Regions from separate parts of the Homo sapiens genome. Here region 1 is linked to region 2. Evidence: read pairs that join two places in POLR2A ChIA-PET (ENCODE). Cell type or tissue: PC-9. All regions are shown on one strand.

Region 1 (4,000 bases), 110 kb after region 2:
CGGGCAGTGCTCTGTCCCCTGACTGTGGCCACCCGCCCAGGCCCCGTGAAGTTCTGCCGCTTCTCCCCTGATGGCCACCTCTTCGCCAGCGCCTCCTGTGACTGCACTGTCCGCCTGTGGGATGTGGCAAGAGCGAAGTGTCTGCGGGTCCTGAAGGGTGAGTGAGCTGGGAGCCAAGCAGCCAGGCCAGCGTTCCCTTTCAGATGGTGCTGTGTCCTGTGTCACGTCACCTTTCCACCTTCCCCGACCCCGGGCTGGTGCCTGCAGGTCACCAACGGAGTGTGGAGACGGTCAGCTTCAGCCCTGACTCGAGACAGCTGGCATCAGGTGGCTGGGACAAGCGGGTGATGCTCTGGGATGTGCAGGTACGTTGAGGGGCTGGGGCCACCAGTCTGGGATTCAAGGACCAGTTCCAGAGAGGATGTCACCAGTCTTGCCCTCCCAGCTCAAACCCTCCACTGGTTCCCATGGCCCATGCCCACAGCAGGCAACCAAGGCTGCCCCCACCTGGCCACAGCCGCCTCTCCAGGCTTCCTTGCACACAGCAGCCCTCAGGCTTTTTGCACGAGGTCCCCCTTTCCTGGACTGTCAAGGCCAGGTAGCCGGCTGCCCTCTGCTGCCTTCTGCAGCTCAGGGCTCTCTCTAGTCCGGCCAGATGCTGCGCCTCTTAGTTGGGCACCGTGACTCCATCCAGAGCAGCGACTTCTCACCCACGGTGAACTGCCTGGTGAGCCTACCCTCTGCCCTGGGCCCCACCTCAGTGGCCCCATACCCACTTGGAGCTGAGTGGTGGGAAGGGGATGGACTCTGGGTCCCGCCTAGATGCAGAGTGGGTGGAGAGCTGGCTGGGCCAGACTCACAGAAGCTGCCTGCAGGCCACCGGCTCCTGGGACTCCACCGTACACATCTGGGACCTGCGGATGGTGACCCCAGCAGTCTCCCACCAGGCGCTAGAGGGACACAGTGCCAACATCAGCTGCCTGTGCTATTCAGCATCCGGCCTCCTGGTAAGTGGGGTGTCCTGGGTTCCAGGCTGGTCCCTTGCTGGCAGCCAGGCCCTTAAGGGTCCCAGGCCACTTAGGGGCCCAGTGAGCTCACAGGCCCCAAACCCTGGGGATCAGAGCTGTCTGCTGTCCAGGCATCCGGCTCCTGGGACAAGACCATCCACATCTGGAAGCCCACAACCAGCAGCCTGCTTATCCAACTGAAGGGCCATGTCACCTGGGTGAAGAGCATAGCCTTCTCTCCCGACGAGCTGTGGCTGGCCAGCGCCGGCTATTCCCGCATGGTAACCACCCCGGGCCCATCCTGCTCCTACCTACCCATCCTCACCCCACCAGGAGCCCTCAGCACTCACTCCAGAAATGCCCACATCCCCACTTGCCCTAGCTAGGAGGGGGCAAGGGCAGGACCTGGGTGCCAGCCTCTCTTCCTAATGGCCAGCACCAAGGTTAGGGCTGGCCCATTGGTAGTTGCATTGACATTTCCATGACCCAAATGGCATCAGGCAAAAGGGAACTCCTGCTCTGAAATTTCAAATACAGCCTCCAAACAAAACCTACACCAAGAGGTTCAGATGTTTTTTGGGCCGGGGGCGGTGGCTCACACCTGTAATCCCAGCACTTTGGGAGGTGGAGGTAGGTGAATCACCTGAGGTCAGGAGTTCAGGCGAAGACTCATCTCATATTTTGTCTGGGACTTTCCTGGAGGTGGCTTCAGATGCCACAGTGGCCTGGTGAGGCTTCCTGACATGCCCCCCTCCTTTTCCAGGTCAAAGTCTGGGACTGCAACACAGGAAAGTGCCTTGAGACCCTGAAGGTAAGGCACGGCGCTGTGGCACTGAGGAAGCTGTGGACAGCTTCTCCCAAGGCAGGACTTGCCTCGAGCCCCACCTTCTACTCTTAGCAGGGAGTCCTGGATGTGGCCCACACCTGTGCCTTCACCCCAGATGGGAAAATCTTAGTGTCTGGAGCTGCCGATCAGACTAGACGTCAAATATCCCGCACGTCCAAATCACCCAGGGACCCTCAAACCTAACACCAACCACCTTAGATGGTGCCGACCTCACCCGCTCCCCTCAGTGGCGCACAGGCATGCCGCTTCTCCCCACAGACGCAAAGTGACTGTGCTGGCATCCAGCAGATCCCCATGGCCAGGACTCTCCAGGCCCCACCAGAGCAGACAACTGTGGTGGGCAGGACGCTTGCTGGAACCCATCAGACACCTGGTCCCCAAAACCAGACCCACCCACCTCCACCCAATCAGTGGAAGTGCCAGGAAACAAAGCAGTCTCAGCCAGCTGTGCTTTATTGACAATGCGCCCCTCAGGCCTTGACCGCGTACTTCCGCAGCGGGTACAGCCGCTCCTTCCGCTGCTGCTTCTTGGTCTTCAGGTTCTCCTCGTGCTTGTTGAGCCGGCGGCGCATGGCACGTGTCTTCTTAGGCCGCAGGTCCAGGGGCTTGTACTTCTTGCCCTGGGAGACAGACGGCAGGGTGAATCCAAGGACCCAGGGCTGAGGAGCTACTGCAGCAGCTAAGGGGGCTGGGGAGGGCCATCCAGAGCCACTCAGGAGGAGGCTGCCACCATGGGACTGCCAGCAGGCCACACATGTCACTAACTCAATTAATCCCCCCAAATCTAAGGCTGGTGGGACCATCCTCATTTCATGTAAGTCTGCTGACCTACTGGGCTGAGTGTCCAAGTCTTGGCAAAGCTGTGGAAGAGCCGGGGCTTGCATCTCAGTCAAGTGACTCCCAACTCAGTGCTCCTTCCACTGCCCGATTCCCAGTCACGAGGACAGTCACATGACAACCTAGTACAGGGCACGCAGCACCCACCAAGCCCCGGGGGTAGTTACCATTACCTCGGCTCTGGTTAGCAAGAGCATGCTGGGGGCTGAGGCAGTACTCTGTCCATCTGTATGCAGGGCCCACCAGCTGCTGCCTGTATGAACGTCCAGCCTCAGAGGCCTGGCTGGCCAAGGCCACTTGCCCCACCTGCTTCCGGCTTTGGGGCCCCTGCCCACAGCTGTCACAGAGCCATCATCTGTCTTTCCATCCTTGGCTCCCACTCCTGCCCCACTTGTTCTCCAGCAGGGGGTTCTAGACCATGGCAGCTCTCACTGGTCTCTCCTGTGTTCTGCAAAGGTCCCCTGGGCCCCCTTCAGGACTGGGCCCTGTGCTGGGAGCTGGCTTGGCAAAGGATCTGACCCAGTCCCTGCTCAGGGGTCCCAGCCTAGTGGGGGAAGACTGAACAGGTAACAAGTGGCCCATGGTATGGGGGATTCTGAGGTCACAGGGCCCCAGGCCCCTGCAGGTGGGCAGAGGACTGCAGAAAGATCCTGGACAATGAGGGCCAGCCCTGGAGGGTACTTGGAAGCAGGAAAGTCTTTGTCCTCCCACATCCCTCACTCCTGCTGGCATCGGCTGGGCATTCGTCCTTTTCACATTGGCTAACCCCCTAGAGTTCTGCTGTCCAACAGAGCAGCCACTAGCCACACACGTAGCTGCTGACATTAAAGGTTTACTTTTGCCACACACGTGCTAGTGTCCCCTGAACAGCTAACATAGCCACACTATGGCCCTTCTCATTTTTTTGAGATGAGGCCTCACTATGTTGCCCAGGCTACACTTTAACTCCTGGGCTCAAGCCATCCTCCTGCCTCGGCCTCCCAGTAGCTGGGGTTATAGGCCTGTGGCACTTCATCAGCCATGGCTGCTTTTCCCTTGTGTCAAATCTTCAAGTTATTCAAACACAATTTGGGTAGTGATGTGGAACCATTTTGCAGATGAAATTAAAGACCCTCATCAGGTAACTTTAGGGGAGATTATCCTGGGTAATCCCAGAAGGCCCGATCCAATCAGCTGTAAGTCTTAAGCACAGGGCTGAGGCTCCCTCCAAGTACCCACTGGGAACAGCAGCTTCAACCTGAGCCCTGAGTCCCAGCCAGCCCCCACAATCACCTATGCCCATTCTTCAGAATACATTGGATGCATGTGC
Region 2 (4,000 bases):
AGCACACACACAACCTTCTCATCCTAGGTTGGATGGTCTCATCCACATACACTTTCACTTACACTTCCCAACTGATGATTCCCCTCTCCCCCAAACTTTCAATTCTGGATGAGACTCTTCTCCTGAACCACAGACCCATCTATCCAAATGTCTATTGTCAATGTCTACCAGGATAAATAACCCATAGGCTCCATCAATTTCAACATGTCAAACTGAACCTATTATTTTCTCTTTGAATCCTCTTTCTCCTGTGTTCTTCACTCAGGTTCCAGGTACCACCAACTCTCATCCCCCAAGCCAGAGATCCCCAAAGACTCCTCCTGGGCTCCCACTTTACCACCCTTCCCAACAGTCCCCTCGAATAATATAGTCAATCACCAGGACATTTTCATTCTCTCTCAAATATCCCTAGATCAAGCTCAAGGCATCTAATCACCCTATAATCCTAGACTATTATGACTGCTCCTCTCTCTTCCTGGAATTTAATTTCCTAATCCACTCAAAAATCCTGTTTGATTCCCCTTTTCAACTTTTTAGCATACATTAATAGCACCAAATTACAGAAATAAACAAATCCAACAATTGAAAAGCTACTTTTTGCAACCTTATTTCCTCGAAACACCCCAAAGCTTGAAAAGGATAACACCTAAATTCCTATTTGCAAACTCTCTTTATACAGAGATGCAAATATACCAACTTTGATGTTAAAGCAAGTTTCTAATATTAAGATATCAATAAAGTGATATACTAGGCAAGATGCCTTGCTTCAGTATTAATAAGCCATTTGTATAAGGCTAAGTGATCTACTCCCTCTGTACTTAGATTTTCTCCTCAGTGAAAGATCAATTTTCTTAGCATCATTTTTCAGCTCTAAAGTCCATGAGTTTATCAAAAGTTGCAGTTGTGTATAATAGGGGGTACAAATCATACAATGCTAACACTTGAGGAACCCTTAAGGGGTTATCAAGATTCTTAGATTTTTTAAAAAAAACTAGAAGGATAAACTATAAATCATTCCTAATCTCTTCCATCCCACTGTAGCCCCCATTTTACAGAAAGGAGAAATTGTTTAAAGGGAATAACATTTGTAGGATTCCTGTGATTTAAACACTAATTGTGGTCCCATAGGCATTTCCCCGATCTAAAAATGGGAACAAAAGAACTTAACTTAAGCCGGGCGCAGTGGCTCAAGCCTGTAATCCCAGCACTTTGGGAGGCCGAGGCAGGCAGATCACGAGGTCAGGAGATCGAGACCATCCTGGCTAACACGGTGAAACCCCGTCTCTATTAAAAATACAAAAAAAAAAATTAGCCAGGCGCGGTGGCAGGCGCCTGTAGTCCCAGCTATTCGGGAGGCTGAGGCAGGAGAATGGCATGAACCCGGGAGGTGGAGCTTGCAGTGAGCTGAGATCGCGCCACTGCACTCTAGCCTGGGCGACAGAGCGAGACTCTGTCTCAAAAAAAAAAAAAAAAGAACTTAACAGGGCTGTTGTAAGTATTAAATGAAATAAATATAAGTACTCAAAACAGTACCTAGCATATAGCAAATGTTCAGTAAGAGTTACCTATTATTGGCCAGGTGCGGTGGCTCACGCCTGTAACCCCAGCACTTTGGGAGGCCAAGGCGGGCGGATCACCTGAAGTAGGGAGTTTGAGACCAGCCTGACCAACATGGAGAAACTCCATCTCTACTAAAAATACAAAATTAGCCGAGTGTAGTGGCGCATGTCTGTAATCCCAGCTACTAAGGAGGCCGAGGCAGGAGAATCACTTGAACCCGAGAGGCGGAGGTTGCAGTGAGCCAAAATCGCACCATTGCACTCCAACCTGGGCAACAAGAGTGAAACTCCATTTCAAAAAAAAAAAAAAAGAGTTACCCATTATTATAATTGGAAACCCTCCAAAACACAAATATAAACAGACTCAGAAAAGACTTCTTAATTTAAAAAATCTAAACCACTTTGCAGCAGCTTTAGGGAAAGTGTTCCATTCTGCACACACTTAGGGAATAGGACCTTTTACTAAGTCATCACCCAGTGCTATTACTGAGAGGTCAGCTTCTTCATGAGGTTGCAGTATTCATGTGAAAATTGACCTTTGGGTCAACCATTCAGATCTCAGATCACCCAATCAATAAAATAAATACGGTATTTTTTTTTTAAGAGACAGGTCTCGCTATGTTGCCCAGGCTGTAGTGCAGTGGCCATTCACAGGAACAATCATAATGCACTCCAGCCTCGAACTTCTGACTCAAGCAATCCTCCTGCCTCAGCCTTCCCAGTAGCTGGAACTATAGATGCACACCATCACACCAGCTTGTTAAAGCACTACAGATACTAGTATACCCTGCCCCGCTAAAATCACACTCTTACATAACGCATGTTTCTTTACAGTTTTTGATACCTATTATAAGTTCCACAGGCTTAGAAGTTCCTCTTCTAGCATTAACATACATTAGCACAAACATAAGGTTAGAATTGCATCCCTACTTCCCCACAGCTCAACTGGACTTCCAGAGTAAGAGATGATTATTTGGTATACAGCTGTTCTGAGTTTAACAATCTTCTCTCTGAATATGCCTCACATTCCTGAATAAGTCACAGTGACCATACTATTCAAAAAGTAAATACTAAGGATATCAAATGAGAAGAACGTATTTGTAAGGTCAGCAAGGCAAACTTTAATACAAGCTGACCTGGAAATTGAGACTGTATAGACACATTGGTTACTTTCAGTCCCTACCATGTTAAGGCTCTCATGTTTCTAGTTTATATTATTCACTCTTCATCTTGTATCAAATAGTATTTAAGAGCCTAATGCTATTTTGCTTTGTTTCCTAAAAGGCATTAAGGATCAAAAGTCTCTCCCATTCCACATGGAGTTCTGCTTCCATGTCACATGCCCAGGGCCAGCATTTTTAAGCAAGGGTCTCTTTGCTTCCTTGTCTCCCCATTGGCAAGGATTTGTCCTAAACCTCACAACAGCATCTTTCTCCAACATCACAAATTGGCTTTGGACTTTGCTCTTCTCCTTAGAAATACATAAAGGCATCTTTAAAAAATAAATAAATAGGCCAGGCGCGGTGGCTCACGCCTGTAATCCCAGCCCTTTGGGAGGCCGAGGCAGGCGGATCACGAGGTCAGGAGAACGAGACCAGCCTGGCCAATATGGTGAAACCCCGTCTCTACTAAAAATACAAAAAATTAGCCGGGCGTGGTGGTGGGCGCCTGTAGTCCCAGCTACTCGGGAGGCTGAGGCAGGAGAATGGCGTGAACCCAGGAGGCGGAGGTTGCAGTGAGCCAAGATCGCGCCACTGCACTCCAGCCTGGGTGACAGAGCGAAACTCCGTCTCAAAAAAATAAATAAATAAATAAATAAAAATCATGACCAGTTAAGGAAAAAAAAAGTCAAGATTTTTAAACAAGCAATTTTCAAAGACCATACTTGTCTCCACGGCTAAAATTGAAGTCTGGCTTTAATTCTTGCATCTACCATTAAAACACAGTCTCCTAAATACTAGACTCCTTAAGGTACAAATGGCCCTTTGTATCCTCTACCAGAAGCTAGTGCTCAGATTCCAAGAGTGTAAGCCCTGGATCAGACACATTTGGGTCTGAGTCCCATCTCTCCCACTTAGGGGGCCAAGTCACTTAAGTTGTTCCTCCCATCTGCAAAATGAAAATAATGTTACTCTCCTTATAAGGTTGCTGCATGTAATTATCACACAGTGGGCACACAATAAATTTCAGCTCAAGAAAAAAGGAAAGGCAAACCATTAACGACAAAATTTTCAGAGAAAGACACTAGTCACACCCAAGTACTAATTAGGCTAATACTGCACATCAATATAATTGTTAAATCACAACTCAGCGAAGAAATCAGTTGAGACCAAAACTTTCTAACAAGAACATAAACAGTTCAACATATCCTCTAAGAACGAGAGAAAAATTAAGTTTTTGTGTGTGTGATTTACAATTTAAATGGTAAAAATTCTTCTAGA

The links. ChIA-PET counts read pairs that join two places held together with the same protein. Peaks named below come from ENCODE experiments on the same cell type or tissue, not always from the same donor. Only the 100,000 strongest peaks of a DNase experiment are listed, where the experiment ranks them.
Region 1: POLR2A ChIA-PET joins it to region 2 with 6 read pairs; 11 of 35 experiments call an interaction of 5 or more read pairs at or near these places.

Annotation. Positions count from the first base shown.
Region 1 is chr9:124,855,594-124,859,593 of GRCh38, forward strand. WDR38 (WD repeat domain 38) reads left to right here. Exons shown (of 9, transcript NM_001045476.3): 3 at 41-157; 4 at 268-365; 5 at 647-727; 6 at 876-1,007; 7 at 1,139-1,288; 8 at 1,771-1,818; 9 at 1,909-2,285. The coding sequence ends at 2,037. It overlaps RPL35 (ribosomal protein L35), which reads right to left. Exons shown (of 4, transcript NM_007209.4): 4 at 2,290-2,474. The coding sequence ends at 2,325. Among named protein-coding and RNA genes, the nearest start is that of WDR38, 4.1 kb to the left of the region's middle. RefSeq lists silencers at 172-340, 2,952-3,234 and an enhancer at 3,875-4,000. In PC-9, a CTCF peak has its summit at 558; a DNase peak (open chromatin) is centred at 1,708; H3K27ac peaks cover 1,889 bases.
Region 2 is chr9:124,747,408-124,751,407 of GRCh38, forward strand. All of the region lies in intron 1 of NR6A1 (nuclear receptor subfamily 6 group A member 1), which reads right to left. LOC124900274 (a long non-coding RNA gene) reads right to left here. Exons shown (of 2, transcript XR_007061773.1): 1 at 1-4,000. Among named protein-coding and RNA genes, the nearest start is that of NR6A1, 22 kb to the right of the region's middle. In PC-9, no CTCF peak of the experiment used is centred here; no DNase peak of the experiment used is centred here.